3 separate regions of the Homo sapiens genome follow, and regions 1 and 3 are each linked to region 2. A link is a loop called in an ENCODE intact Hi-C map of the cell type or tissue named here. Cell type or tissue: natural killer cell. All regions are shown on one strand. Each heading gives the region's core, and the rest is flanking DNA. Links, peaks and the distances in the headings are about the cores only.

The links. Hi-C counts contacts between places; a loop is a spot of excess contacts. Peaks named below come from ENCODE experiments on the same cell type or tissue, not always from the same donor. Only the 100,000 strongest peaks of a DNase experiment are listed, where the experiment ranks them.
Region 1: a loop joins it to region 2, with 6 times the contacts of the local background. A loop is called at or near these places in 1 of 110 quality-filtered maps.
Region 3: it touches region 2 in a loop (3-fold over the local background); 1 of 110 quality-filtered maps calls a loop at or near these places.

What each region holds. Positions count from the first base shown.
Region 1 is chr19:28,570,387-28,580,786 of GRCh38, reverse strand. It overlaps the pseudogene LOC100420587. Among named protein-coding and RNA genes, the nearest start is that of ERVE-5, 31 kb to the left of the region's middle. In natural killer cell, for the core only: no CTCF peak of the experiment used is centred there; no DNase peak of the experiment used is centred there; H3K27ac peaks cover 1,582 bases.
Region 2 is chr19:28,495,683-28,506,082 of GRCh38, reverse strand. It overlaps the pseudogene LOC100420587. Among named protein-coding and RNA genes, the nearest start is that of ERVE-5, 110 kb to the left of the region's middle. In natural killer cell, for the core only: no CTCF peak of the experiment used is centred there; a DNase peak (open chromatin) is centred at 4,662; H3K4me3 peaks cover 857 bases; H3K27ac peaks cover 4,704 bases.
Region 3 is chr19:28,547,739-28,558,138 of GRCh38, reverse strand. It overlaps the pseudogene LOC100420587. Among named protein-coding and RNA genes, the nearest start is that of ERVE-5, 54 kb to the left of the region's middle. In natural killer cell, for the core only: no CTCF peak of the experiment used is centred there; no DNase peak of the experiment used is centred there; H3K27ac peaks cover 1,849 bases.

The DNA of each region.
Region 1 (10,400 bases), core at 3,025-8,024, 74 kb before region 2:
TTGCCTGAGTAGTTTCTTCTCATTCTTCTTTCTTCCAGGGAGATAGGCCAGGAAAGGCTTTCTGAGCAAAGACTACTAGGTTCTTTTCATCCACGGTATATATAAATATATGCATAAATACAAATTGCGGCATGTTTAGTCGGACATGGGGCTCTCTGGCTAATCCACAGTTTTGATGAGAGCAGGAACTGTGTCTGTTTCACTCTTACACTGTACTCCCCTGATCACAGGGCTGCCAGGAGCCCAGATGGTGCCTTTCTGCAAAGTGGACAAGGGCCCTTCCTCAGGACTCTTCATATATCTACTGGAACATTGTTTTAGTACACTTTTTTTAGAACAAGGCACATTATTACCATCTGCTAGAAAATTAGAATAATAAATACAGCATTTTATGCTGTTGTGGTGTGACCTAGATATGGTATTTTTTCACAGTGCACAAATTGTACAACTGTACTCGGCAATCCTCCATATCACCTACCACAGTGTCTACATCATAATTAATATTTGTTGAGTAAATTAATTAGTTAATGGGAAAGCCCTGAGGCCAAGGGTAAGAACAATGGATTCAGAATCTGGCTGCCAGGGCTTTGGGGACAAAAGTCATCACTTGCTAGCTGGCCTTGGTGAAGTCACTCACTGCTTGGAGCCTGTTTCTTTACCCGTAAGACAGGGTTTGCTGTGAAGGTCTAGCAAGATCACAGTGCAAAGTTAACATACTTGTCTTATGGGCCCTCAGTGTAGCAGCCCCAGTTGGTGCCCATGCTGCCTCCTGCCCTGTCTCTGCCTTCATTTGCAGGCTGCAAGCTTCTCACCTCAGGCCATCCAGGCTCTCAGTGGTTCTCAGGGATTTCTCCAAACTGTGTACTTACTCAGCCCTCAAGGGCAGGTGCAGGGTGGGAATGGCTGTGGTTGGTGGGAGGTAATTGATATACCAGGGACAGCAGCTCTCCATGGGGATAGGACCTGTGGGTAAATGCCCCAGCCTCCCATATCTTAGAGGGATGAGTCTGAGGTGTTTTCTCTACAGCTCCCCAGACAGTCCCCGGCAGGATGGAGCCTCAGTTTCCCACAGTGGCAACGAACCCAGCAGACCCACCGTAGCTTCTCTCCCTTTCCTTCCTCACCCTCTGCACTTCTTATTCCAGCTTCCTGGGATCAAATTCTAAAGAAACCAACTATACCCAAGTCCTCAGCTCAGTTCTGCTTTCAGGAGAACATTAATAACACCCATATCCTAGAGAATCAAGTTGGGTTTTTTCCATTATCTTCTGCTAGAATACCCTGAGGAAGCAGCTGCAATTCCAGCCTAGTCTCTGGAATAACAGGGACCTTGGGGATGGATCAATATCCAGAAGAGGGTGCACAGATGGTGTGGCCCACAGGGATTCTGGGGCTGGGGTTGGGGGAGAGGGGGCAGAGATGAGGAGCAGGGTTAAGGGCAGGGCCTGGGAGACACCATCCTAATGGTTCTGCCCTCAGGAGAGGGCTGCCAGCTGCTCCAGGACAGCCCATTGTTTCAGCTGAGAGAGGCGACAGTGCTCCCTGGAGTGCCGACTGGTCTGCCCATTTCTTCTTGAATTTTTGTATTAGCTATTGCCACAGAAATGCTACATAGCAAAGCAACCCAAAAGCCACTGGCTCGAAACCCCAGCCACTGGTTCCTGCAGTTCACGTGGCTGGCACTGAGTTCTGGCAGGGCAGCTCTTCTCTAAGTCTCTCCCTTCCCAGGTGATGGTAGAGGCACAGGCTGAGAAGCCGCACCATACAAGTGTAGCATGTGGGCCATGCTTGCCAGTGTCTCATTGGCCAGAACAAGTCATGTGACTGCATCCAACATCAGGGAATTTCCTTTTGCCCCTAGGCAGATTTGATGCAAAAATGTGGACACAGGAAAGGGGAAGAACTGGAACCCTTATGCATTCCACCACGTGCATGGGGAGGGTCTCCAGTAGTAAAACCTATTTTCTTCCAAGTGTCTATACTTTGTGGGCATCTAACAGTGACATGACCAGTGCCAGTGAGCAACCTCTGCCTTTAGACTTCGGGTTCCAACTTAAAGCTAACTTGGCAAAGTCTGCTTCTTCTACACTCAGCCTCGCCTCTGTTGGGTTTTTTGTTTGTTTGTTTGTTTGCTTGCTATTTGTTTTTAGAGCTGGGTTCTGTCTTTGTTGCCCAGGCAGGGGTGTAGTGGGGCACGATTACACTTCACTGCAGTCTCAGCCTTGGGTTCGAGCAGTCGTCCAACCTTAGTCTTCTGAATAGCTGGGACTACAGGTGCCTGCCCTCACACCCATCTCTTTTTAAAAAAAAAAATTTGTAGATATGGGGTCTTGCTATGTTGTCCCGGCTGCTCTTAAACTCCTGGCCTCAAGCGATCCTCCCACTTCAACCTCCCAAAGTGCTGGGATTGCAGGCGTGAGCCATCCCACCTGGTCTCTTGCATCTGTTTAGCGTAACCCATCAGCCTGAGGTGCAGGTGCAGTTCTTTCCTCTTCATTTCTGAGCATTTACCTGTCTAGCCTGGCAGGGAAGCCCAGTGCTTCCCGATGGCCTAACCCAGCATCATTTAGAGTCTAAGGCGGCAGCAGGAGTCTCCTGTCAGTCACTGCCATGCTTCCTCCTCTCAGAGAGAAAACACTGGGCCCAGGTGGCCTTCTTTTCCTGATGTCCTAGAACTGATCCTCCCACCCCACCGCTAATCTGGACTCAGCTCATTTGCGGTTCTCTTCTGGGGCCCTGAGGCTCAGTGAGGACCATCCAAACCCCCCAGAGTTTCTCGTCATGTCAGAGCTCCAGAAGGAAGAGTTGGTCTTGATGCTTTTCCTTCCTGGAGGTTCCTTGGCTCCTTTGCAAATGTGTCCTCCTCCCCCACTCCTCCCCTTCCGCTCCGGGGGCACGATGCCACCAAATGTCCTATCCCACTTTTGCTGGTGCCCCCACCTTCCACTGCATGCCAGAGGGGGCCGCTCACATGACACTTCTCAGAGAGACCTGCTCTAAGGTGACATTCTTCCACCCAGCCTGAGAAGCTGCTGGCGCTTTTTTTGAAAATAAACAAAATCACTTTTCATTCCACCCTGTTGGTACATTTGTTTATGTTTTCTACTTAAGGTTGTGTTTGAGCTCAGGGCCTTGGGTGAGAAAAAGCTGGAGAATTCTAGACCTGGATATCCCCTGGGGCCTATTCTGCTGTGACTCTCCATGACTCTGCTGTGAGAAAGAATCCTTTCCCTCATTTTCCTGCCATCCTTCACAGGCCGGGGCTGGACTCACCTTGGGGTTGTGGTTGACCCCACATGTGCACAGCTGCCCTCTGTCCCTGTGCTGAGTTTCAAACATTGCTTACCCTGCAGCTGGCTTTAAAAAGCATCATAAAGATCAGGCTGGTGGGAGGAGAAGGAGGAGTCATGGCTGGGGGAACTTCAAAGCTATAAACATTTAGGCATCTGCGGCTGATTTAAGAGCATTCTAATTTAGCAGCTGTCTTGGCACAGCTAGCTACCCTGGTGCACAGTACCATTGAGCAAAGAATATATTTAATATGATTTATGCAAGCATTGCCACAGAAAGTTTCTAACCAAAATATGGCCTTAAAGTGAGTGGACAGAGGCCAACAGTGAGTGAAGCTTGTGGCATGGCTTGGGGCTTAGTGTCCCCATCACCTTTGAAGCTGTGTGTGAGGGGTGGGGTGGGGCGGCACGTGTTTAGCAAAATTGTCTCAAAATTATAAAGACAATTAGTTTGGTGTGCCTGAAGGTCAAACTCCATTTTCAACTTCCTTCTTTCCCAGGCACCTACTGTTCATCCTATTTTCAACTATGTTCTTTTGCTTATTTGTCCATCCATCCATCCATCCATCCATCCGTCCATCCATCCAACTGTCCATCCATCCATCCATCCATCCATCCATCCAAGCATCCACCCAGGACTAAGTGACTGCATTGTGCTGGATGCTGGAGTAGTGTAGGCCCATCCTCAGGAGCTTGCATTTTATCAGATGCAGCAGATGCTGCCAGTGCACCACCCATATCCCCTTGGCACACACCAGAGGCCACCAGCAGTTTCCATGCTTACTGATGCCATCCTATCTTGAACACTTGTGTCTGTCAGAGCACTTTTTCTGCCATTAATGCTTATGGCCTGTGGCCCATGGGGCTCAGCCCAAAAAGGCTGGGAGGTTAAGAGAGTAATCCTCAGTCAATAAAGGATGGGAATGGGTGGCGATAGCCCCCAGACATATTGTGAGGGTTTGAATCCAGATTCCTTGGCCCTTGGTACCTTGTCAGGATAATTCTGAAGTGTGTTCTACGGAGTTCTTAAATGTTCAGTAGTTTGAGTATTTGTTCCCCCAGATCTCATGTTGAAATGTAACCCCCAGTATTGGAGGTGAGGCCTGGTGGGAGGTGATTGGATCATGGGGATGGATTTCTCATGAATGGTTTAGCACCATCCTCTTGGTGCCCTCCTCGCAATAATGAGTGAGTGCTCATGAGATCTCGCTGTTTAAAAGTGTGTGACACCTCCCCACCCTCATGATTCCACTCCCACCAGGTGGGACACCTGCTCCCCTTTTGCTTTCCACCATGAGTGGAAGCTTCCTGGGGCCTCACCAGAAGCAAATCCTGGCACCATGTTTCCAGCACAGACTGCAGAACCATGAGCCAAATAAACCTCTCACCTTATAAATGACCCAGCTTCAGGTATTGCTTTATAGCAATGCAGAAATGGCCTCATATAGCAGGTTCCCAGCAGGACTTAGCCAGTCACCACAGTGGTAATCTGTTCACTGTCACCCACTCATTCATCACAGTTATAACCTGTTCACTGTCAACCATTCATTCACCAGAGTGAGAACCTGTTCACTGTCACCCACTCATTCACCACAGTGGGAACATGTTCACTGTCACCCACTCACCACAGTGGGAACCTGTTCACTGTCACCCACTCACTCCCCACAGTGGAAACCTGTTCACTGTCACCCCCTCACCACAGTGAGAACCTGTTCACTGTCACCCACTCATTCATCACAGTGGGAACCTGTTCACTGTCACCCACTCAACACAGTGGGAACCTGTTCACTGTCATCCACTCATTCACCACAGTGGGAACCTGTTCACTGTCACCCACTCACTCCCCACAGTGGGAACCTGTTCACTGTCACCCACTCACCACAGTGGGAACCTGTTCACTGTCACCCACTCACTCCCCACAGTGGGAACCTGTTCACTGTCACCCACTCACCACAGTGGGAACCTGTTCATTGTCACCCACTCACCACAGTGAGAACCTGTTCACTGTCACCCACTCATTCACCACAGTGAGAACCTGTTCACTGTCACCCACTCACTCCCCACAGTGGGAACCTGTTCACTGTCACCCACTCACCACAGTGAGAACCTGTTCACTGTCACCCACTCATTCACCACAGTGGGAACCTGTTCACTGTCACCCACTCATTCACCACAGTGGGAACCTGTTCACTGTCACCCGCTCACTCCCCACAGTGGGAACCTGTTCACTGTCACCCCCTCACCACAGTGAGAACCTGTTCACTGTCACCCACTCACTCCCCACAGTAGGAACCTGTTCACTGTCACCCACTCATTCACCACAGTGGGAACCTGTTCACTGTCACCCACTCACTCCCCACAGTGGGAACCTGTGCACTGTCAGCCACTCACTGGCCGTTCTTGCTTGCTCATCTTACGTCCGCATGCCTTCATTGAGATTCTTGGGATTGCCTCTAAATTTAACTGCCTGCCCATGAGTTCTTGTCTCAGAGTCTGCTTTGGGGGACTCTAAGCTAAGACAAAAGACGGGCGTCTAAAATTTCTTTCACCTGTCTCCTTTGCTAGATTCTATGTTTCCTGAACCTTATGTCTTACCTTTTCATAGATTACCCCCTCATTCTGGGGAGCACAAGCTCTGCTAGCTTGCTCAGGAGGCGTGTCTCATTTGTGCATATTTGGAGGCATTTAATTTCTGAAAGAATCTTAAGTCTACCCTAATATTTGTTTGATAGGTTGGTTGTATATAGAATTCTAGAATTGTCTTTTGGAATTTTAAAGATATATATTAGTTTATTCTCACACTGCCATAAAGAACGACCGGGGACTGGGTAATTTATTTAAAAAAAAAGGTATTTAATTGGCTCATAGTTATGCATGCTGTATAGGAAGCATGGCTGAGGAGGCCTCAGGAGACTTACAGTCAAGGTGAAAGGCAAAGGGGAAGCCGGCCCGTCTTACATGGAAGGAGCAGGAGGAAGGGAGAGAGCGAAGGGGAAGGTTCCACATGCTTTGGACAACCAGATTTCATGAGAACTCTATCATGAGACAGCAGTAGGGGAATGGTGCTAAACCACTAGCTACCACCCCCAAGATCCAATCACCTCCCACCAGCCTCCACCTCCAACACTAGAGATTACAACTCAATATGAGGTTTGAGTGGGGATGCAGACTGAAACTGTATCAACACTGCTTTGTCTTAAGGTTCTAGTGTTGTGGTTGGAGACTTTGAGGCCATTTTGTGCCTGGCCAAGTGTGTACTAGTGTGTCCCGTGGCTGCTGCAGGTTAGGCACAGAAGCATCGCCTGAGCAATGCTAGTTGTCAGGAAGTTGGGAACAGCCTGCTTGCAAGGATCTGGGTGACTGCTGCAGTGTGAACACCAAGGCAACTCTTGCTACGTCTTTTTCTGGTCTCTTTGTTCTGTTCTTTATTGACCAATTGTGTAAAAATTCCTTTGCCACTGTTATCCTGTTTGAAGGATCATAGTTTCCAAATTTTACTTTGTTTTGTTTTATTTTATTTTATTTTATTTTATTTTATTTTATTTTATTTTATTTCGACATGGAGTCTTGCTCTGTCACCCAGGCTGGAGTGCAATGGTGCAATATTGGCATACTCCAAACTCCCCCTCCTGGGTTCAAGTGATTCTCCTGCCTCAGCCTCCCCAGTAGCTGGGATTACAGGTGCCCACCACCACGCCCGACTAATATTTGTATGTTTAGTAGAGATGGGATTTCACCATGTTGGCCAGGCTGGTCTTGAATTCCTGACCTCAGGTGATCCTCCCGCCTCGGCCTCCCAAAGTGCTGGGATTACAGGCATGAGCCACCAACCCTGGCCTTCCAAATTTAATTTTTTTTAATGTGGATTTGTGGATTTGCTTTGATTAAGTACTAATTCTCCATGACATGTAATTTAAATGGCACCTAGGGCTTATGGTGAAAAGTAGGTGATTCCTAGTGCAGTTTCTGCTTCCGGTCCTTGTGCATCCTTCAGACATGCCCTATGGGTGTGCAAGCATGTCAATGTGTGTTCCTTAAGAAGAAACATACAAAAACAACTCAGCCCCAAACTATTGCATAGGTTACCATGCCTCGCAGGTTGTCTGTCCTTCTGGAGTTTGCATTTTCATGCAGGAAGATGCCATTTAGTCTGATGCCATGGGAGTCAAGGTGCTATGGGAGTCAGGCAAAGCCTGTCTGAGAAGTTGAGACCTGAAGGGAGACAGGAACTAACATCGGGGAACTGGCTTGAGCTCCAGAGAGAACAAGAGCCAGGTTTGAGGGCTCGAGGAAGCAGAGAGGGGGCTGTATAAGGTGAAGATATGGAAGCTGGAGAGATGGTCAAGGGTTGGATTCTTGGGGGCTTGAATGTGTGGGCATGCCTGGCAGTCTTTTCTTTTTGCAGATAAAAGCAGTGAATTGCATCATTGACAGGAAAGCACTGCCATGAGCAAACTTGAAATAATAAAAATAGACGTCAGTTGAGTGCCAGACACTATTCTGTCCTTTACCTGTATGACCTCCTTTTACCTCCACGATAGCCTTATGAGCTGGGTACTGTTATCATCATCATTTCCATTTTACCAATAAAAACCTTAAGGCACAGAGAGGTTTAGTGACTTGTTCAAGGTCACACTGCAAATAAGTGGCAGGGCTGGGTTTTGAACCTGTGTTGTCTGGTCTAAAGCCCTTGCTCTTAACCTCTGCACCTCCTGCTGCTTAGCTTTCCTCTTTCTTGCCCTCAGTCTCTCTTTTCTTTTTCCTCAGCCCAATGCACCTTCTAGCATCACCTTTGAGGATTCAGGGTCTTTTGTGTTCCCAGGTCACCTACTTTGTCTGCTTCCAGGAAAGGCACCTGGGTATCAGCCACCCACACCTCAAGAACTTATGTCCTGTCAAAGAGGGTGATGGTCCCTTTGGAAATTATCTGTCCAGTCCCCCATTTTCCCCATGGTGAAACTGGTATCAGAGGGAAAATGGGAGAGGGGAAGGTAGATAAGGGAGATTTTGACAGATGAGAGGAAAAGGAAAGGAAGGGAAGGGATGGAGGGAAAGCAGAGTGTGGAAGTGCCATGTGAGCACCGTGATCTTGCTCCCATACTTGCCCCCACCTGAAGTCATAGTGCTCTGTGAAGGAGAGAGCACCTTACATCTGGAGCTTGGGGTGCACACTTGAGTTCTAAATCAACCCCAGTTACATATGCAATTATGGGCAAGCCACTTCGGCCTCTGAGCCTCCATTTTTCTTATCTATATAACCTGTTTCATTAAGTTTTGGAGGAGATTCGAATGAGATAATGGATGTGAAATGCATAAAAGACTACCTTCATTATCCAGGCACAGTGGCTCTCTCCTGTAATCCCAGCACTTTGGGAAGCTGAGGCTGGACTATTGCTTGAGCTCAGGAATTTGAGATAAACTTCAGCAACCTTGTGAGATCCAATCTCTACGAAAACTAAATTAATTAATTGAAAATTTAGCCAGGTGTGGTGATGTGTGCCTGTAGTTCCAGCTGCTCAGGAAGCTGAGGTGGGAGAATTGCTTAAGCACGGGAGGTCAAGACTGCAGTGAGCCATGGTTGCACCACTGCACTTTAGTCTGGGTCACAGAGCAAGACCCTGTCTCAAAAAAGAAAAAAAACAAAGGCCAGGCACGGTGGCTCACGCCTGTAATCCCAGCACTTTGGGAGGCCGAAGCAGGTGGATCACCTGAGGTCAGGAGTGCCAGACCAGCCTGGCCAACATAATGAAACCCTGTCTGTACTAGAAATACAAAAATTAGCCAGGCATGGTGATGCACGCCGGTAATACTAGCTACTCCTAGGCTGAGGCAGGAGAATCACTTGAACCCAGGAGGCAGAGGTTTCAGTGAGCCAAGATCATGCCGTTGCACTCCAGCCTGGGAGACAAGAGCGAAACTCTGTCTCAAAAAAAGAAAGAGAAAAGAAAGAAAGAAAGAAAGAGAGAAAGAGAGAAAGAGAGAAGGAGAGACAGAGAGAGAGAGAGAGAGAGAGAAAGAAAGGAAAGAAAGAAAGAAAGAAAGAAAGAAAGAAAGAAAGAAAGAAAGAAAGAAAGAGAAAGAAAGAAAGAAAGACGACTATTTTTATTTATTCAATAAATATTTGTTGAGACATGAGACACTACTTTATGCCAGGCTCATGAGTAACACTGAGAGGAGCCCTACCTTATTTCAGGTACTGTGCTAAGCATTTCGTATGCATTATTTAATTCTTTCAACCTCCTTTGCAGAAGTACTGCTGCTATTGTCAATGATGAAAACAAAGACCACCCAGAAACAAAGCAGCTTGATTTCTGAACTCTGGGAGTTAGGAAGGAAATACAAACCAATGAAGAAATTTACCAAGCAGTTTGCTAAGAGGGAAAAGCTGTGGTTTTGAAATGCTGGGAGAGAAGGGCATATAGTTCATGGCAGTTCTGTTGATTAGGGATTGGAAACCAGCACTCTGAATTAGATGGAATAAGTCCATATGTCTGAACATCATTGGTTTAAACAAAATCCATGGGCATTGCCCAGGAGAGCAACTGTAGACAAGTGCAGTACAGAGTCTAGAACTCCAGGATGCTCAGAGTTCATGGCCCTTCCGCAGCTCAAGCTGGGGAGGATAGAATTCAGGTTCACTATCTCCTAGGTAAGCTGTGCTAAGGTGGGTCATTTCTCGTTTCCATAGCATCCTCGACTTAAAGTTGAGGAAATAAAGGTGGAAAGGTGAAGTAATGTGTCCCAGCTCACATAGAAGCCAGGATTTAGACCCAGGTAGACTTTTTTGGAGCCTGTACTCTAAACCGTGACTTTCTGTTTATTACCATTTTTTTAAAAAAGGTATTCTTTAAGCTTGGTTTGTGGGAAAGGATTTTGGACATGAGAACACAGGTTTTGGGGGGTCTTTATTATTAGGGCAAAGAAAACTTTTCTGTTCACTGCCTTTCTAATTTCCAGCACAGAGAAAGCTGGGCCTGTGGGGTGAGAACAGAAACTGCCTAGAGGGCTGGGGGCTTGCTGGGAGACTCAAGGCTATCTCAACCCTGCCTGATGCCCCTATCTTGGGGACAGCACCCCACTTCTTGGCTCATCTCCTTAAAGGCCCCAATT
Region 2 (10,400 bases), core at 2,774-7,773:
TAAGATGCTTTGTGTAATGTGCTGCAGAAGCCACATGATGAGTACTGGAGAAATACTCAGTCACCTGGTTTCCTCATCCTGTCCCCAGAAAAGCTCGACTTGACTCAGAATATGTGTAAGAGGGTAGTGGGCTTCTCCCCCTCTTCCGTTAAACATATTTCAGTTTGTTTGTTTGTTTTTTACTGAGGAACACAAGTCAGGTAGCTCTCAGTTCTCAATTCTTTCACCTGCATCTACTTAAATTTCCTTTGCTGAAATTGAATCAGATGGGAGAAATATTGTCAGGAAATAAAATGCCTGCTCTGTCACCACAGGAGGTGTTTTGATTTGATTTTGATCAGAGGCAAGATCCCCTGTGTGGTTCTCAGACGTAACCCCCAAATCCCGTATTTTGAGAAAATGAACCAACAACTACAGAAATGATTTTCTGCAGTAACCTGGCTGTCTTGATGTGCAAGCAAGAATACTGAGAAGCTGTCAAGAAACCAAGACCCTTTCTCATGATCTTCACTCTAGAAGAATGCCATCTGGACCTTAGGATGAGAAGTCCAGCATCCAAAACGTGCAACCCTGTGACATTTTCATTATCCAAATTTCCCAGGTGCCTGCCAGAGCCTGGAATCCCCTCCCAAAGCTGAACCCAAAGCTGAACTTGTGTGTAGTTCATTCATTGTGAGATCCTATTCTAGAAAACAGACATGGGGGGACTGAGGAGCACAAAACAAGATAGGTGGAAAAGCCTTTTCTAATTGGGGAGTTACCAAATTAATCACCACTGTGGGCAATGGGGCCTCATGCTTCCATGACCCTCTGAGGAGCTGTATGTATAGAATGCACCCACCAAGTCTGTCCAGGGCAGGAGGAGGGGAGCGGTCAGCTGCCAGCTCCTGGAGCCCCCCATTGCTGAGGGTCATTCCGTGGATGTTAAGGCCCTCCTAAACCCATGCTGGGGTGACCAACTTGTCCCACTTGACCTGGGACTGTCCTGATTTTCAAACTAAAAGCCCTGCTGCAACCCCAAAATCCCCTCAATCCTGAAAACACCCAGATGTTTGGTCCCTCTGGTCCAGGCTGGCCTGTAGACTCCACAATGGAGCATCAGAAGGTGAGCTACCTCTAGAGCAGAAGGTGGGAGGAATATAGTGCAGCTGAGATGAGGAGCTGTTGGGCTCCACCCTCACAAGCTGGTTGCCACAGCAACGGCTGGAGTGAAAGGTGGACCACAATGATGGGAGGCAGGCACAAGAGGTACCCAGGACACAGCTTTGCAGAGAGCCGGGGAGTCCCGCCTGGAGGAAATGGTGCAGCTATCACTCACTTACACAAGGATGAAGGTATAATCCCAGAGGTCAGAGCTTGGACCAGGGGGTGGACACTGTAAGGAAGGAGATTTTTGGCTCCAAATAAGGCAGGATATTTTAAGTGTCTGCATTATTAAAACGTCTTAGTTGGACCTTAAAGATCAGTTGTTCCAATACCCTCTTGCTAAACCTAGGGCTTAGAACAGAATCTGATGTGTCTGTGGTAATCCACGGGTCAGAAGCAGAAACAGGACTTGAATTTTATGACCTGAAGACCTTTGCAGTCAGGAGACATGAGAAAAAGAATGAGACTTCTTCAGCAGGGCGCAAGTTCTCTATTCCTGGATGCATCCCAAAGAGTCTGAACTTCTTGGTCTGGTTACTGTTGGGAGAGGATTCATGCTTTAGAGGGGAAGTAGCCTCAGGTGGCCTTAAGCTGCCCCAACTCAGAATTCTGTGGTACAATGATTCAGCAGAGTGGAGTCTCTAAAAGTGAAACATCAGCAGAATAGCAAGGGGGAAGTACATTAAGAGTTGGAATTAAATAGTTGAATATTAAAACACAGCAGGCGGCGCAGTCCAATACTGATTCCTTCTACTCTTCTGTGTTGACTAAATCAGTCTGTGCATGAGAAGAATGAAGTGTGACTGTACATATGTGCAGGTGTGTAGGTGTGCACGTGAATATATGTGATGCATACAGATGTGACTGTGTATGCATGTATATGTAAGCACACATATATGTGTGTGTGCATGTTTGTGTGTAGAAGAGAACAAAATGGAAATGCTAAATTGGCTTCTGAAAGCTGAATGATTCAAGTTTCATCAAAGAAAAACTAATTAATTTTATGTTGTAAATATTAAAGTATGAAGGCATTTTCCGTTTAAACCTAGGCCAAATGCATCCTCACAGACCTTTTCAAAAGTTGCAAATGAAACATGCATTTCATTTCTGAACGTTCACAACGCAGATTTCAGCCTCGGACCTTGAAAGCCCTTTTCTCCTGATTAGAAAGAAAGATTTTTCTCTGCAATGCTCAGTGCTTTTATTAGAAAGCGACCCTCTGAGGAGCTGTATGCATAAAATATGAAAAACCCGGAGTCTTCCTGCGGCCACTGAATAGTGAAAAGCCTGGAGTTTTAGGGATTAGAGAATGAGGAGAGTGGAGTGAGCCAGAGGGCCGTGGGGGCAGGGTTCACTCATTCATTCTTCTGAGTGCTCATCCATTCGTTTAAGGATGGTCACTGTGCCGAGTGGTGAGAGCAGTGTGGTGTTACCTTGGAGGTCTGTTGCAGAGTTTCTGGAGAAAGCGCTCAGGGCTGGACCTAGAAGACTTCGGTTTCAAGTTCCAGAATTGTTCCTAGTGCTGCACAGCCTTGGGCCCCTCTTAGCTTTGTGTAGAACAGAAGACTGCTTGCCTGCTTGTTGTGGGGGGTTAAATGCGATCGTGAAAAATGAAAGTCATCTGTAAACTGTAAAGTCCTCTAAGTATACATGCCTTGCTCCTCCTGGAGAACACGTGGGCTCTCACCATTTTCCAGCCCACCCCACAAGACGCCATGTGAGATTCTGTGTTCTTTGTTGTGAATTTTGTCTCCACAAATACTGGAAGTGTTTTGAGGTTCAGGACAGTCTCTTATTACTTAGAAAGAATCCCCTCTGTGCTCCACTCAATTCGTTGGGTAACGCTCCTTATGTAAATACTGATGTTTATCTTTTCAAGATTTGCATCATCCATTCACTTTTCATGTGTTACTGAGGGACAAAGTCACTAAAATTACTGACATTTTTTAAGAAATGGAATATTTACTAACATCTCCATCTTCTGTAAAACCAGCCATAAAAGGCAAACAGATGTTTTTTATGAAATCTGAATGCTTCAGTCCTTCGGGGCAGTCATACTTTTCTTGCAGCAATTCCAGAGGCTGAGGTCTCTCCAAAATGGGAATAAGGTTGATGACCTTTGGAGGGGCCTTTGTGAGAAGATAAGGCTCTGTGGACTTTTTGGCACAAAGATAGGCTTTAGTGGTTATTTTCTTTAAAGCCTCTTTATTATTTTAGATAGGAAATTATACTGACTTGGAGCTAATTAATGTTATTGTTTTTATTTTCCTGTGTCTTTTCTTCAATAATGTCTCAAAGCTCTGACTTTATTTACTATCAACACTAATTCACCATCACCTTGGTAAGATTCAAGGAAATTGGGTTGGGAGGTTACCGCCTTGGTTCTGAAATCAGGACAAAGTGATTTAGAGACAGTCATGGAAATGTAATGACAGGCCCTAGACAGTCCATTTGGTTGATCATCCAGGAATACAGCTCCTTGTGGTGAATGTCTGTGTGCATGTTACAGGAAGAGAGGAGAGAGAGAGGGAGAGAGCTGGAGGGCCTTGGGCAGTTTGACAAGTTGTATGTTTTGTGATGGTCCCCAAACCAATTGCATTAAGAAAACATAAACAGGTCATCCCCACCCTCCTATTTCCATCTCTTGCTGCTCCCTGCATCACCTCTCACACTCCGCAACTCACCATGCCCCTCATCTCTGACTTCCCTTGCCTGCTCCCGCCCTTCACTTCCTCCTCCCCTACTCACCTCCACATGGCATCCCCCACTTCCTGTACCCTGCAGCTCTCAGCTCTGGGGAGGCTCACTTGAAGCTTAAGGATGGAGCATCAGGGTTGTCTACTGAGTCCTGTATTTTACTTAATACAAAAAAGAAAACACTGTTAAATGTGAACATACATTAAAATAGCCACATCATTTGCACTTGCGTGAACAGCAACATTTTCTCAATTATTTGGAATAAGATGATGTTCTTTAAACTTTGAGCTCTTCTTCTTGCTTCTCTGCCTTTTTGATGGTGCCTGGAATGTTGTCTGCTCATGCCCCTTCTTCTGCTAACAGTTCTCCCTCAACACTCAGCTTCGATGTCACTCGCTTCTGGAACCTCCCCGATTTCAGTGACTGAATCTGTGCCCCATATTTCATGGCCCATTGCTTTTTCACTGTGGCGAATGTCATTTCATGCCATTTTTTCTTGGTGTATGTCTCTCTTCTGTTTGCTACTGAAGAGGCCGGGACTATGTGTTCTTTCCCTGTGTCCCACTCTCAGCACAGGCCAGCCCTACTGTGGAGAGTCAGGGAATGCTCCTTGGATGGACATGAATGTGGCATTCTCAACTACAAAACTTTGATGGGTTCAAATTCACAAAATAAGAATGCTATTTATCTTCTCACAATAAGAGAATTACAGACACTGAATTTCCTGGGGAGGCCTCTGCTAACAGAACTGGTGTTTCTGTCACCCACAAAGATGCAAGTTTCCTTTATTCTCACACGCGGGCTCACAGGAACTTGACAATTTCATCACACCTCACAGCTCTATGCTTGCAAGATCCTCTCTCTTGCCTTGTGATTTTCTCTCTAAGCCTACAGAAGATGACAAGAGGGACAACAGCCAGCGGAAAGCTGCCTGTAGAAGGAGATACAGCAGGAAAACAATTCATTCTTCCTCCTCCCATTTGTTCAACTCCAGTCCTTGGAGCACACATGAGAGCTTCTGGAAACTCATGGGGTGGCCACTGCTGTGTCTGCTGTGATGGCTTCTTCCGGCTCTTGATTTCACATCTAGGGTCAAGTGATGCACATTGGTAATGGTCCCAGCTGGGTCAGAGTCTCTGGGAAAGCGGTGGCTTTGGGTGTTCCCTCCCTAGCCTGGGAGATGTGCGCTCCGTCTTAAATCTCAGCAAGGATAGCAGTGTCTTAGTCTGGGTTCCCCTGGAAGCCGACCCCGAGGCCAGGATGTGAGTGCAAGTGGTTTACTTGGGAAGTGAACCCAGGAAGCACAGATAGGGGAGTGTGGAAGCGAGGCATGGAGGGGAAGACAGCAGCAGAAGGTGAGTAACTACCCAGTCAGCCAGGGGCCACTGGAGTTAGCCACTCTGGGGGAACTTACACTCAGGACTCAGGGTTACCCACGAATGAATGAGAGATCTGGGGCACACCTCGTTAGCTTCTGTCAGCCATTGGCCAAGGGTCACTCCTGGAGAGCTGAATTCCCTGGCATTTCTGGCCTGCCACATCTATGGGCAGAGTGGGTTCCAGGGACAGAAGCAAGCCTGCAGGAAAAGAAGTGCATTCAGGCTGTTGGCCCTCTGGTCAGCAGAAATGCAGATGCCAGGAACCAAGGGGGTGCAAGTGGGGCCCCCACAGACATCTGCTGCAGACAGGGTGCCACAGTGAGCTTCCAGAGCCCAGCTGACACACCCATCCATCCTGGGCCACCCCTGACTCCTGGTGGGAGGGCTGGCAGAAGTGCTTTCTGAAAGGGCTGTAACTTCCGGCCCTTATGCAATTCCTACAAATGACCCATTTTAATCCTAATCGTCAGACTGTCAGAGTTCATGAGAACAAGGCATTAAAGTGTTCTTGAAAAGCACTTGATAATCTAGCTTGTATTTGGGCAGCACTGACATCGGGACTTAAAGTGTCACGCAGCTCCTCAGTTGGTTTGATCTGTGCCACTCCAGTTTTCGAAGGAATAATTTGATAAATGGATTCTTATGAAAGCTCTGTGATGAAATGCAACTGGATTCTGCAGAACAACAACACGCACCTCACTGCAGTGACCCAGCTTCAAAGTAAAAGGATTGGAAAGTTTGTAGGAGCCAGAGGGGACCAGAGGCTGACCAATCTGCTGTGTTTAAAGCACTTTCTCTGCATACAGACAATTTTCACTGGAGTAATAAGTGCGAATTTATCAGGAATGCTAACAAAAGAGGTTTAGTGTTGTGTTTCCCTTGCATATTCCCATTCTTAAGGAGGGGTTTTTGGGAGCATAACACACGTGTTCAGTGTTGTAAAGGCTGACCAGGGAGAGGGGCATGGGCACACTGCTGCTCAGTATTTATACATTTGCTGAACTTTGGGGACCAGAATGAACACTTGATGCTAACTAAAAGAAAAAAATCAGGCCAGGTGTGGTGCCTCACACCTGTAATCCCAGCACTTTGAGAGGCTGAGGCAGGAGGATCACTTGAGGCCAGGAGTTTGAGACCAGGCTGGACAACATAGCAAGACTCTGTCTCTACAAATAATAATAATAATTTAAAAATTTGCTGGGCATAATGGTGCATGCCTGTAGTCCTAGCTGTTTAGGAAGCTAAGGTGGGAGGATCACTTCAGCCCAGAAGGCTGAGGCTGCAGTGAGCTATGAGCATGGCACTGCACTCAGCCTAGGTGACAGAGTGAAACCCTGTCTCAAAAAAAAAAAAAAAAAAAAAAAAAAGGAAGGAAGAAAAAAACAACCTCACATTTGTACTGTGAAGGGTTCTCAGTCCTGGGGTTCTGAATAATAGCTCGCGCTTTAGCCCAAGACATGTCTCACCCAAGGTGTGGGTTGGAGTTGTATCTGTGAGTGTCCTGGGTAAAGGAATGGCAGCTTGGAGAGTGGACCGCCAGTAGGGGCTGGAGGAGTAAGCTCTGTCCTAGCATGGGACCTAGAGAAGGAATTGTCCACAGGTGTGGTTTTTATCATCAAGTCTCCTGCAAGACTTCACTAAACATAGAGCCAAGGGCCCCCCTGTAGTTCAAGAGAAGTCCCTTGAAATTACCCCACTGCTCTTATGAGGTCTTATGGCAGCTGTAAAAACTGGAATGTATTTTTCATCATGAGCAGGCCCTTGAGAGAGTGGCTGAATTTTAAATTAAAAACAATAGCAACAACAAAAAATAAATACATCTGACCCAGTTTTATTTTGTTTTATATTTTAAACACATTGTTTTGCTATGGTGTAGTGCTGGACAAATTGTTTTATTTCCCCTTTGCAAACTTAATCATCAAATTTCCTTCACTCTTATTATTTATCACTTTGTCAATAATCATTTTATTTTTTTAAGGCATCTGCCTCCCCCTGTGGCAAAAGCAGTTATAATCTTCTCATTTAGCAAAGAAGAGGATCCACTGTTATCAGCCACAGCCCTCCTGCTGTGCATTCCATCTTTAGACTTGTTCATCCTGCATATTTGCTATGTGGGAGCCTTTGAGCTATGTCTCTGTTTCCTCCTGCTCCCCTATCCTGACCCTGCTAACCACTGTTTTATTCTCTCTCTCTCTCTCTCTCTGTGTGTATGTGTATATATATATGTATATATAGTATATATGTGTGTGTGTATATATGTGTATATATGTGTGTATATATACACACGTGTACATATATGTATACGTGTATATATATACATGTGTGTATATACGTGTATATATACATGTGTGTATATGCGTGTATATATACATGTGTGTATATACGTGTATATATACATGTGTGTATATATACGTGTGTATATACGTGTGTATATATGTAACCTTTTTTTTAAGATTTCACATAGAAGTGAAGTTATGCATTATTTATCTTTCTGTGTCTGACTTATTTCACTTATCATAATGTCCTCCAAGCCTATCCCTGTTATGGCAAGTGGCAGGATCTCCGTCTTTTTTAAGGCTGAGTAACATTTTGTTTTGTACACACACCATGGTTTCTTTATTTGTCCATTGATAGACCCCTAGGGCGTGTACGTACCTTGGCTGCTGTGAAGTGCCGCAGTGAGCATGGGAGTGCAGATGCCTTGACGAGATGGTGATTTCATCTCCTTTGAGTATGTACCCAGAAGTGGGACTGCTGGGTCAGATGGTAGTGCTATTTTTAATTTTGTCTGGAGCCTTCATACTGTTTTCCATAGTTGCTTTGCCAATTGACACTCCTATCAACAGTGTACAAGGGTTCCCATTCTCCACACCCTCACCACCACTTGTTATCACTGGTTTTTTTATTGTAGCCACCCTGACAGGTGGGAGGTGTTTTCTCATAGTGGTTTTGATTTGCTTTTTCCTAATGATGTTGGTCATTTTCATTTCATCTTTGGAGAAATGCCTATTCAAGTCCTTTGCACATTTGTTAATTGGGTTACACGTTTTCTTGCTATTGAGTTGCATGAGGTTTTTTGTGGGGTTTTTTTTGTTTGTTTTTGTTTTTGAGATGGAGTCTCACTCTGTTGCCTAGGCTAGAGTACAGTGGCGCCATCTCAGCTCACTGCAACCTCCGCCTCCTGGGTTCAAGCAATTCTGCCTCAGCCTCCCGAGTAGCTGGGATTACAGGCACCTGCGACTACACCCAGGTAATTTTTTGTATTTTTAGTAGAGACAGGGTTTCACCATGTTGGCCAGGCTAGTCTCAAACTCCTGACCTCGTGATTCACCCGCCTCAGCCTCCCAAAGGCTGGCATTATAGGCATGAGCCACCGCACCGGCAGAGTTGTATGAGTTTTTAACAAATCTTGCATATGAACCTCCTATCTGATATTTTGCAGATGTGTTTTTCCCTATTTGCAGGCTGCCTTTTTATTTCATCCATTGTTTTCTTTGCTGTGAATCATCACTTTCTTACAGCTCTTCCTGACAACCTCTCCAAAGCCAACCACAGAGAATTTTTTTGGCCTTTGTATTCAAAGGTGACTGCAACATATACAGCTCAAGGCAGGTCCGGCCATTCCTGATTTCAAGTTGGGTTTTCCATGAGCACCAGCCACACTTTCAGCCCTGGGTTTGGCAAGTTGGGGTCCCACAGGAGAAAACGTGGCCTCTGCTCTCAGAAGCCTTGCTTTTCAGGAGACCAAACCAACATCTTCCCTTTACCAAGAACATGATGGCTTTCTCGTAGGCCCCATTGCCGACTGCCCTCATCATCACACTTGGAAATGGGGCACTGAGTGTTCTGCTCTTTAAAGCTGAGAAAGACAAGAAAGAAAGAGGGCTAGGAATGGCTTTTCTTTCTTTTTTTTTTTTTTTGAGATGGTCTCACTCTGTCTCCCAGGCTGGGGAGCAGTGGTGCTATCACAGCTCACTGCAGCCTCAACCTCCCAGGCTCCAGCAATATTTCTGCCTCAGCCTCCTGAGAAGCTGGAACCACAGGTGCACTCCACTACAACTGGCTAATTTTTTGTAGCATTGGGGTCTCACTTTTTTGCCCAGATGAGTCTCAGACTCCTGGCCTCAAGCAATCCTCCCACCTCAGCCTCCCATAGCGCTGGGATTACAGGCGTGAGCCACTGCATTTGGCTGGGTCTTGAGTGAATTAACAATGTCTTCCAAAATAGGCATAAGCTCTGTTTTCTAAATGAAGAAAACGAGGTTCAGAGAGATAAAGCAGTTTGCCTATTGTCATACAACTGATAAGAAAGGGAATATACCCGGTAATGGGATTGCTGGGTCAAATGGTATTTCTAGTTCTAGATCCTTGAGGAATCATGACACTGTCTTCCACAATGGTTGAACTAGTTTACAGTCTCACCAACAGTGTAAAAGTGTTCCTATTTCTCCACATCCTCTCCAGCACCTGTTGTTTCCTGACTTTTTAATGATCGCCATTCTAACTGGTGTGAGATGGTATCTCATTGTGGTTTTGATTTGCATTTCTCTGATGTCCAGTGATGATGAGCATTTTTTCATGTGTCTGTTGGCTGCATAAATGTCTTCTTTTGAGAAGTATCTGTTCATATCCTTTGCCCACTTTTTGATGGGGTTATTTTTTTTTCTTGTAAATTTGTTTGAGTTCATTGTAGATTCTGGATATTAGCCCTTTGTCAGATGAGTAGGTTGCAAAAATTTTCTCCCATTCTGTAGGTTGCCTGTTCACTCTGATGATAGTTTCTTTTGCTGTGCAGAAGCTTTTTAGTTTAATTAGATCCCATTTGTCAATTTTGGCTTTTGTTGCCATTGTTTTTGGTGTTTTAGACATGAAGTCCTTGCCCATGCCTATGTCCTGAATGGTATTGCCTAGGTTTTCTTCTAGGGTTTTATGGTTTTAGGTCTAACATTTAAGTCTTTAATCCATCTTGAATTAATTTTTGTACTGGGTATATACTCAAAGGATTATAAATCATGCTTCTATAAAGACACATGCACACATATGTTTATTGCGGCACTATTCACAATAGCAAAGACTTGGAACCAATCCAAATTTCCATCAATGATAGACTGGATTAAGAAAATGTGGCACATATACACCATGGAATACTATGCAGCCATAAAAAAAGGATGAGTTCAT
Region 3 (10,400 bases), core at 3,603-8,602, 51 kb before region 2:
TTCCCCATGACAAATGATAGCATCCTATACACAGTTATTTACCCTGCTGTTTTATTTAGTTGCACATCTTAGAATTTGTTCTAAATCCATACATACAAAGCAGACTGTTTGTTTCTAATGTCTGTAAAATATATTATTGTTTAGATGCACTATGATTTATTTAACACCTCCCCCAGTAATGGGTATTTAGGATGCTTTGTCTTTTGCCTCTGCAGACATTGATGTTACAGTAAATATCCTTGTATAGACTATTTTTCTGCATACCTACAAGAATATCTGGGGTATAAATTTCTTGAAACAAAGGTACCAGGTCAAAGGGTTAATGCATTTTAAAATGCTGGCATTTGCCAAGTGGCCGTCAAAAGCATTATGCCAGTTGAAACTCCCAGCAAAATGATTGAGCACCTGTATATCTAATGTGTACTTACCAGAGGTAGCCAAATATCTATGTATGCCTTTCCTCACCCAGCAAGGTGCTGTCAAATATTATTTTAAATAATGACAAAAAATAGATTCAGCAATCATTCATGTTAGACTTGATCTGGCATTTGTGTTGAGATTACCATGAGACTTTGAGACTGAAGTGAAAATATGCCTGGATTCAATTATTTTTAAAACACACTGAGAAATCACTTGATATATTGCTGAAGGGCCGTGCAGAGATATATTGCAGAGAACTGTTGAGAGAGATTGTTTGTTCTGAGTTCCAAAGAAAGTTGCATGCTAACGTTTAGCAATTGGGGGCCTTCTGGCCAGGACTCATCTGTTTCACTACCTCTCTCCAGAATCTTCCTCCATGAAAAGAAAATTGGTGAACCCCACCATCTCACTGCTTCAACAATTGATTTAATCCTTTCAATGGGCTTTGACTTCTTGCAAGGACTTGGCCTTCAGGATAGGAGGAAATGGTCCAACTCCAGCAGCCTTAAGGATTAGGCTCCCAGTGATCATCAGGATTAATTAATACTCCATAACATCATTATAGTCAGGGCATTGATTTAGAAAAAAAAAACAAGACAATGTAATCTGCTTTGCACAGAGGGCGAGGGAGTTGAGAGCAGGTGCAATTTAAATGGAATTGTTTTATTACTTGCTCATCATATTTGGCTGCTGCCAGAAGAAAAGATGTCACAAACTTTTTTTTTTCTTCCTCTCTATTTTGAGACAGTTAACTTTATTTTGTGTGATGCAAACAAGACCTATGTGACTCATTTAGACTCAGCCCAGCATTCAGATATCTAATTATTATTTTCTTGGATGTGTATTGGGTTTTGTGGACTTTTTAGAGATGGCTGTATGATGTGTTTGATAAGCAGGGAAGGCTGTGGGGGGAGATGGGGGTCCTGCAGCATTCTCTTCCATTGGAAGATGAAATGGGGTTCCTGCTCTGGAGAGGAATAGGAGGGGAGCTGCCAACCTGCCATGTGCCCTCTTTCAGGGGTTTTGCTGCCTGCAGCTGTAATGGTTCTTTACAACAACCCTGAAAGGTTTTGGATGTGTGCCAAGACTTTCAGAGAGTCCTTGCACTCAGAGGATTACACATTAGAATGGGTGAAGACCCTGCCCCTTGGGTAAGCACCACATATCTGACATGTGGCCTCTGCTCAGGCACCTCTGAGGTCCCTGGGAGACCACACTGTTCCTTGTGTCTGGATCATGTGACCCCTTCTCAGGTTCTGGGAAGTGGGAGCCTGGCTGGTGGGTGTGAGGCAGTCCTCACATCCCACTCCCTTGCCCTCCTTGATTGATTCTGGAGTTAGCACATGACCCAGTTATGACCAATAAGATGCCACCAGGTTTTGCTGGGAATTCTAGGAGAGAAACTCTTGTTTTTTTTCTACTTTGCTGGAACAGCACAGGTTGGGTGCCCTGGAGTTGCTGCCACCACTGAGGAGGGTCTGCTTCAGAGGGGAGCCAATGGGGAGGAGAGACAGAGGAGGCTTCCCTGAAACACACACATGCTCTTCCATCCCACTGTGCCTGAAGCCGGCATGCCTCCAGGCTCCTCCGTTGTAGGAGGCAGCAAGGCCCACCTTGGGGTAGGGTTTCTCTCATGTGTATCTAAAGGTCCCTGATACCTGATGTTTTGTCCCTGCAGAAAATCAGAAGCGCCAAGTCGGCTCCTTAGTTAACTCGCACAAGCCACCTTCCATCTCCATGTAGCCTCCTATTTCCTGCCTGACTGCGCTGAGGGCAATATCAAAATTTCCAGACTCTATTAGGAGCAAATTTCTACTTAAGGTTTTACAGCTTAGCACATTTTGATTGGATGTTTGTGGAAATTTGGGGAGGAACGTTGATGATAGACACAGGAATAGAAAGTCGGTGCTAGACTGCAAGTTCCCTGGGGGCAGGGCTGAGGCCTCCCCCAGTCCTCTTATGCCCCTGTCCCTGGCACTCAGTGTAGCACTTGGCTGAGTTAAGGGATCGAGGTTTGGCTGGAATCAGGAACCCAGGGTTATCCTAATTCAACTTTCTCATTATCCGTTTGGGATGGGAAGCGGGTAGGGTGGTAGGTTCAATGTCTATTGTCCTTTGGCCTGATTTACTTTGACCCCAGAGCCTCATTCCTGACCTTCTTGCACTGACTTCTCCCCTGGTGTCTAATAGTGCGTTGACAGTGCCTTTTATCTGTGATCTTGAGGGACAGCTGTGCTGAGAGTGGAAAGGATATAAGGACCAGAAAAAATTTGTCTGATGAAGTAGTCCATACTGAGGCCAAATATCCCTTCTGGCCCTGATTCCGCCCTTGGTCAGAAGAGTCAGCAGCCCTTATTTGCAGTTCTGTCCAGGGCCCCTGGGCAAGTCACTGACACCTCTGCTGAGGAAACTTAAAATGTCTGGTGCATAAATTCCCAGCCTGTTACATCTTGCTTCAAGGAATGAAGCCGCTATGCTGGCATAAATCATTTGAAAATTATAAAGTGCTTTACATGTGGTTGTTATTGTTAAAAATGTTATCCTTTTCCTATGCTAATAGCGTGGATAACAACAATAACTAAAATGGCATTTTCCCTGATGGACAGAGAAAAACCACAGGAGAACTCAGTTTGTCTATGTGGGTTCCTACCACAGGGCTTCCTGGGCCAGGCAGGCAGGAGAATGGCTGCCATTCCTTCCTCCCAGGCTGTCTTCGTCCTTGAGGGGAAAGCCTGTCCTGCCGGTTGCCCACCTGGGCAGCTCTATCCTAAGATGAGCCTTAACATTTACAGGCTGCCTGCTTCTGGCATGGGGAGAGAAGCTGTAGGAGAGGCAGGGCCAGGGCATCCTGGCTGACACCCATGTGGAGAGGAGCAGGGTAGGGCAGTCTTCTCCAGGTAATGGTAGCAGGGCTTCTAAGCCTGTGGATTGGGGGTATAATAACTGGTTGGTAACTGGTAACCAGTTGGATATATGTGACTTACACAGGGCCCCTCACTGTGGCCTTTGCATGCTGGCCTTAGGAGGGCCTGGCCCAGCTGTCTCTAGGATAGCCCAGCATCCTGGAGGAAGCTTTTCTTCCCCACCTTTAAAGGTAAAACAAACATGCAAACCCCTCACCACCTGCGGGGATCCCTTGGTCTCAGGAGGAGGAGGTAGGACTGTGGAGTTCTGGGCAGGGCTTACACCCTGTTTGTATTTTCCTGTTTGGTTCTCACCATCATCTGTGATATAAACACTATTGTCTCCACTAAACCCATGAGAAAATAGAGACACAGAGAGATTAGATTGATTGCCCATGGTATTATTTTGCTTAAAAAGGGATGGAGGCAGAATTTGAGCCTGTGGATTCCAACTTCAGAGCCTGGGCCCCAAACTCCTGTGCCGCCCCTTCTCACATGCACATGTGTTTCTCTGGTCTCCTGCCCTAACATGCTTGGCCCAGGGCAGATGTTCAACAGGTTTGTTAAAAGGTCAGTGAAGGTTAGACATCAAATGATAAGGGAAATATTTTTGGTAGCTTGAATGCTTCTAGTGATTCTAGTGACGGAGACGGTTATGTGTTCACCAAGCCCAGGTACACAGGGGACTCATGTCTGACTGCTGCCGTGAGATGGGGTCTGTGAAATGTGGGCAGAAGTGTCATGGGCTCCCGTAGGCCCTGCATATGGAACCTCCCAAACTCTCATTTGCCTTCCCTTTCCAGTGGGTTCATGGGGTAGATGTGGAAGGTCCAAGCAAGGCAGAACTGCAAGACAGAAGGAACTTGGGCACTTGTGTCATCACATGGAGGAGGGCTGTCCAGGAGAGTGGCTCAACCACTGTGATCTGAGGAGGGATACCATTTTTTATTGTGTTAAGCTGTTGAAATCTTGAGTTTTGTTATAGCAGTTATATATCCCAACTGTACACTTCTTTAAGAAAGGCTTGCTTTAGACTTGTTTAGGAATCTTCAGCTATAATCTTCAGTATAACTTTGTGTGTGTGTGTGTGTTTGTGTGTGTGTGTGTGTGTATTCAAACATGTCACTTTGGACTTATCCAAAGCACATTTGCCCGTTTATCTCCACTCTGTTCCCAAGTTCAAAACCCTTAAATACCTATCTATTTTTTCTTCCCATAGCTACTAAGAGATCTCTCCACCAGACATCCAGAATTAAACATTATACCAGCTTATACAGTCTCCCTTCAAACAAACAGTCTTCAGCCAACTCTAAAGCTGTCCCTTTCATTTACTTTCAGTGAAGCTCTTAGCATGAAGCTGCATACGGTTGAAATCTGGGTGGCATGGCAGAGAAAACCATTGGTATTTAAAAGGAAACTTTTTGGGTAATGTTTTTTATGATCCTCAGAATCACAAAGGGTGTTTGATGCTACATCTGCTGCAAGCAATGGGCTGTGTCTGGGATGTGCAAGGTGTTCATGCCTGGGAAATCTTCAGAGTCTCTGAAAAGCCTGGGGGAGGCCGGCATGCCTGGCACAGCAGATGAAGGTAGGGTGTTTCCAGTGCCTGGGGACAGCCACGAATGGGGCATATGATGGAAGTCACAGCCATTTTAGAGGCCCTGCAACTGACACGGGAAATAGGAAAGCCACGTGATATTTGAACTGATGAGTCATCAGCGTGCTCAACTAGAATCCAACAGATTCCCCTCACCATCTTCAAACCACAAGAGTGGCTTAGTCTGATGTCTGTAGTGGCAGGGTTGGCTTTGTTACCCCAAGTGATCGATGGGGAAACTGAGGGAGCTGGAGTAATTTGCTCAAGGTCATTTATCTAGTAACTGGCAGAGCTTGGACTTGGACCCATGTCTGTCAGCTGCCAAAGCCAGGATTCGGGGCTGTGTCACAGTCTCACAGGGAAGTCTCATAGGAAAGGCAGGAAGTGCATGTGCGTCTGCTGGGATTATTCTGAGAGACCACCCTCTCACACAACATCATCTGGAACTTCCCTGCCAGGCTTTTTTTATTTTTTTTTTCCTTTCTTTCGGTGGCATCTCTGCTTTCTTTGTATCCATTCCCAAGACCAAGGAGTGGGGCTGACGTGTTTGGTATACAGTCCCTGTCTGTATGGTTCTCTAAAGCAGGCCACAAAGCAGCTGTGGTGTTGAACCCCTGAAATCCTCAGCTGAGTGTGGTGGCTTGCCAGTGCAGGGAGGAAAGAGTATCTTGGGAAGAGGAAAGAGCTTGCGGAAGGCCCAGGGATGTTAATGAGTGTGGTGTAATCGGGGCAAAGCAACTCAGGGGGGCTGGAGCTCAGCATGGATGGGGCCAATGGTGAGGATAAGGGGAGAGATGACAGCAAGGACTAAAGGATGAAGGTCTGTAAAAGACATGCCAAGGACCCTGGGTGGCATCTTGTAGGTAATGGGCATAGGTGGGAGGGTGGCGATCCCTGGTTTTGCCATGCGAAAGGGAGAGACTGCCTCGGCTCCATCTGGGACTGTTGCAGTGACCCACCAAGAAGACCAAGCATGTCATTCCTTATACTGATGAAGCATTTTGTAGGTTTCAAAATCTGTCCACATTCATCATGGAATTTGAGGTACATGGGGAGGATGTTATTATTTCTGGTTGACACATTCTGGCCCTGAGGCCTTTGTTGCCATGTGTATAATGAGTATACACTCTGCTCTCATGCTTGCTGTTTGCACTCTCCTAATGATCTCTTTCGATAAACAGAAGTTCTTATTTTTAATATAGACCAGTTTGTCGAGTTTGTCTTATATGTTTCATGTGTGTGCCCTGTTTAAATATTTTTACTTACCTTAAGATCATAAAGATACGGCATTTTTTGAGTGTGAAAACCAGAAAGTAACTGAGACAGGTCTCAATCAATTTAGAGGTTTATTTTACCAAAAGGTTAAGGCCCAGGGGCTTTGGACACAGCCTCAGGAGGTCCTGAGAACATGTGCACAAGATGGCTGTGTTACAGCTTGGTTTTATACGTTTTAGGGAGATAGAAGTTACAGGCAAAGACATAAGTCAATACATGGAAGATACACATTGTTTGGCCTGGAAAGGTGGACTTTTGGAAGCCAGGGGCTTCCAGGTCATAGGTGGAGTCAAAGATTCCTGGTTGGCAATTGGTTGAAAGAATTAAGCCTTGCCTGAAGAGTTTGAGGTCAGCAGAAATAAATGCTCAAATATAAATAAGGGGGTTGTGAAAGCCCAGGTTCTTGTCATGTGGATTAAGCCTCCAGGTAGCAGCCATCACAGAGAATAGATGGTAAATTTCTCTTATTGGACATTAAAAGATATCAGACTTGGGCCGGGCACGGTGGCTCACGCCTGTAATCCCAGCAGTTTGGGAGGCTGAGGCGGCTGGATCACCTGAGGTAGGAGTTTGAGACCAGCCTGGCCAACATGATGAAACCCCGTCTCTACTAAAAATATAAAAAATTAGCTGGACGTGGTGGCGGGCACCTGTAATTGAAGCTACTTGGAAGACTGAGGCAGGAGAATCACTTGAACCCAGGAGGCAGAGGTTGCAGTGAGCAGAGATTGTGCCATTGCACTCCAGCCTGGGCAACAAGAGTGAGACACTGTCTAAAAAAAAAAAGGTGTCAGACTCTCCAAAAAAAAAAAAAACCTACTAAGGGAAGGAGATTCTCTACAGAATGCAAATTTCCCCCACAAGAGACAGCTTTTCAGGAACATTTCAGACTATGTCAGAGAAACATTTTTGGGGGTAAGAAACTTTGATATCTGTTATCTGTCATGCGATGCTCTGCCACAGTCAGGTCGGAATTCAGTGTCTTATTGCTGCAGTCTATTTTGTCAGTCTTAATATCTCTGTTTCAGTGTTCATGCTTGTCGGTTATACCTAAACTCCAAAGCTAGGCATGTCTGATGCCCTTTTTCCATCATGGCCTGGACTAGTTTTCCAGATTTCTCTGGGATTCCCTTGGTCAAAAGGGAGATACATTCGGTCATTTGAGGGGCTCAGAATTTTATTTTTGGCTTACAGTGGAAATCTAGAAAAGACCTTTCTGAGTAAGTGACATTTCAGCACTAAAGGACACCGGGGAGAGGGCCAGGAACCCGGGCACACATCTCAGGCGACCATGCTGACCCCTCTGCTTGGGACGCCGAGGAGAGGGCCAGGGACCCGGGCACACATCTCAGGCGACCATGCTGACCCCTCTGCTTGGGACGCCGAGGAGAGGGCCAGGGACCCGGGCACACATCTCAGGCGACCATGCCAAGGAGAGGGCCAGGAATCTGGGCACGCATCTTAGGCGACCATGCTGACCCCTCTGCTTAGGATGCCGAGGAGAGGGCCAGGAACCCGGGCATGCATCTCAGGCGACCATGCCGAGGAGAGGGCCAGGAACCTGGGCACGCATCTTAGGTGACCATGCTGACCCCTCTGCTTAGGATGCCAAGGAGAGGGCCAGGAACCCAGGCATGCATCTCAGGCGACCATGCTGACCCCTCTGCTTGGGATGCCTTTTCCTTCAGTTGGACCCTGTCTTTGGAACCACAAATCCCTTTCCCCCTCAGGTTAGACTGCAGCAGAGAGGGCAGACAGCCAAGGAAAGAAATGCAGCAGCAGCACTGTTTGTCTTAGAGTCCTAGGAGTTCATGGACTTGTGGCTGGCAGGAAACAACAACATCAAATGCATCAAGAATTGCCTTAAGGTTGACAGAGGTGAAGGCAGGAAGTTGAGGTATGCTTTCAGGACAGCTTTTGGCCTCCTGAGCCACTTAGAAGAAAGGACACACCTTTAAAGCACTAGAGACAAACAAAGGGCAGTGCGCCTGCAACCTCCCACATTTCCTAGTGAGTTTGATTTGATTTAAGAGGCTTTTTTGCAAAGTGAAAATCAATAAAAACAGAACTGGCAGGTCTCCCCTGCAGAGAGCCTATGAGTGCCTTCCATCAGGAACACGCTTCTGGGACAGCGGCTCCAGGTCCTCCCTCGGGACAGAGAACTTCGGGCGTGTCTTCAGAGCTGCACTGCCCATTTCTCGGACCCCAGGCTGGGTTTATTCATCAGTGCCAAGAAGGGCCCTGAGCAGGTGTGAAGTGACAGTGTTGTCTTCAGAGCAGCAGTAACTGTGGTCTAGCTGGTCCTAGGTCGGGGGCAACAAGCAGTGGTTTCAGGCTTGTCAAATTTTGGTCGCTGCTCACCTTGGTTGACAGCGATTTGGGGATAAAGAGTGGCTAAGCACGAAGGCTCCAGAGCCAAGACTGTCAGGCTTGAATCCTGCCTCTGCCATTTACATCCTCTGGGACTGTGGGCAAGTGACTTACACTCTGTGCCTCAGTTCCCTCATCTGCAAAATGAGGATAAGAAACCAGCATGTTGAGTGGATTCATGGAGTCAACATGGGCAAAGCACCTGGAACAGCATTGACGTGGAGTCCACACTCAGAGAATGTCATTCGCCAACAGTTTCATGCAGTCATTACATCTACTGAGGCAAAAATGGATTCCTAGATTCCAGAAGGTATTTGAACTTCCTTAACTATCAGGTTGTAGCAACGGGAAAATTATTAGAATAAAGTAAAGAAGTTTCCTGGCTGTTAAGAAATTTAAGAAAGTTAACTACCAGAAAATTATTGGAATATTTCCGATGGCCAAGTGCATGTTTGCCTGAAACATTCTGATAAAGGAGGCAAAAGTAACTGGGATTGCAGGCACATGCTACCACATCTAGCTGATTTTTTTTTTTTCTTGTAGAGACGTGGTCTCCTTTTGTTGCTTAGCCTGGATTCGAACTCCTGAGCTCAAGTGACCTTCCCACCTTGGCCTCCCAAAGTGCAGAGAATACAGTTGTGAGCCTCCATTCCTAGCCCCATTGCACTTTTTAATATGTAAGTGTGAAAAATAATGGCCAGGTGCAGTGGCTCACATCTTAATTCCAGCACTTTGGGAGGCCAAGGCAGGCAGATCAGTTGAGGTCAGGAGTTTGAGACCAGCCTGGCCAACATGGTGACACCCCATCTCTACTAGAAAATATAAAAATTAGTGGGGCGTGGTGGTGCACACCTGTAGTCCCAGCCACTCAGGAGGCTGAGACAGTCAAGTCACTTGAACCTGGGAGGTGGAGGTTGCAGGTCGCAGTGAGCCGAGATCATGCCACCACACTCCAGCCTAGGTGACAGAGTAAGACTCCAACTCAAAAAAAAAAAAAAAAAAAAGAAAAGAAAAATACATCAACTCCATAATACATTTAAAGGTTTCCTTCTTGGTGGGATGGTCAGTCAAGGTTTTCTCTCTGCATAGAGACGAACTTATGACTCAAGAACTTTGCATTTGAGTAGGGGTCATTAGAGGATAGAAGAAGGAGTTGGAGGTCATTCCCTGCATCTCTGGCACCCTGACAAGGCTGTGGCCTTTTTCTGAGTCTGGTTCTTTGGGGTTCCTGTTGTTTTAGTTGGTCCTCATCTTCCATATAAATCTCTAGCCTCTCTTTCTGTTGCTTCTGAGCAAAAATCTTGGGTTCTGCCCTCTATCCATGAGTGTCCTGTGCCATTAAACAAACACTGTCCCTTGAGGACTGAGAAGCATTTGGGGTCACAGATGGGCATCACTCCTGCCAGAAGTCCATAGGTGACTGTCATGCTAGAGGTCCTACAGCTGCCCCAGCAGGTAGCATGTGAGCTTGGTGGCCCAGGATGCAGCTGATCTGTTCTGAGCCACTGTCGATATGGCCACGGACACACCTTCCTTCTCGTCTCTCCTTTCTTTCTTTTTTTTTTTTTTTTTTTTTTTTGAGACAGAGTCTCACTCTGTCACCCAGGCTGGAGTGCAGTGGCACGATCCCTGCTCACTGCAAACTTCGCCTCCTGGGTTCAAGCGATTCTTCTGCCTCAGCCTCCCGTGTAGCTGGGACTACAGGCACACGCCACCACACCCAGCTAATTTTTGTATTTTTAGCAGAGATGGGGTTTCATCATATTGGTCAGGCTGGTCCTGACCTCGTGATCCTCCCACCTTGGCCTCCCAAAGTGCTGGGATTACAGGCGTGA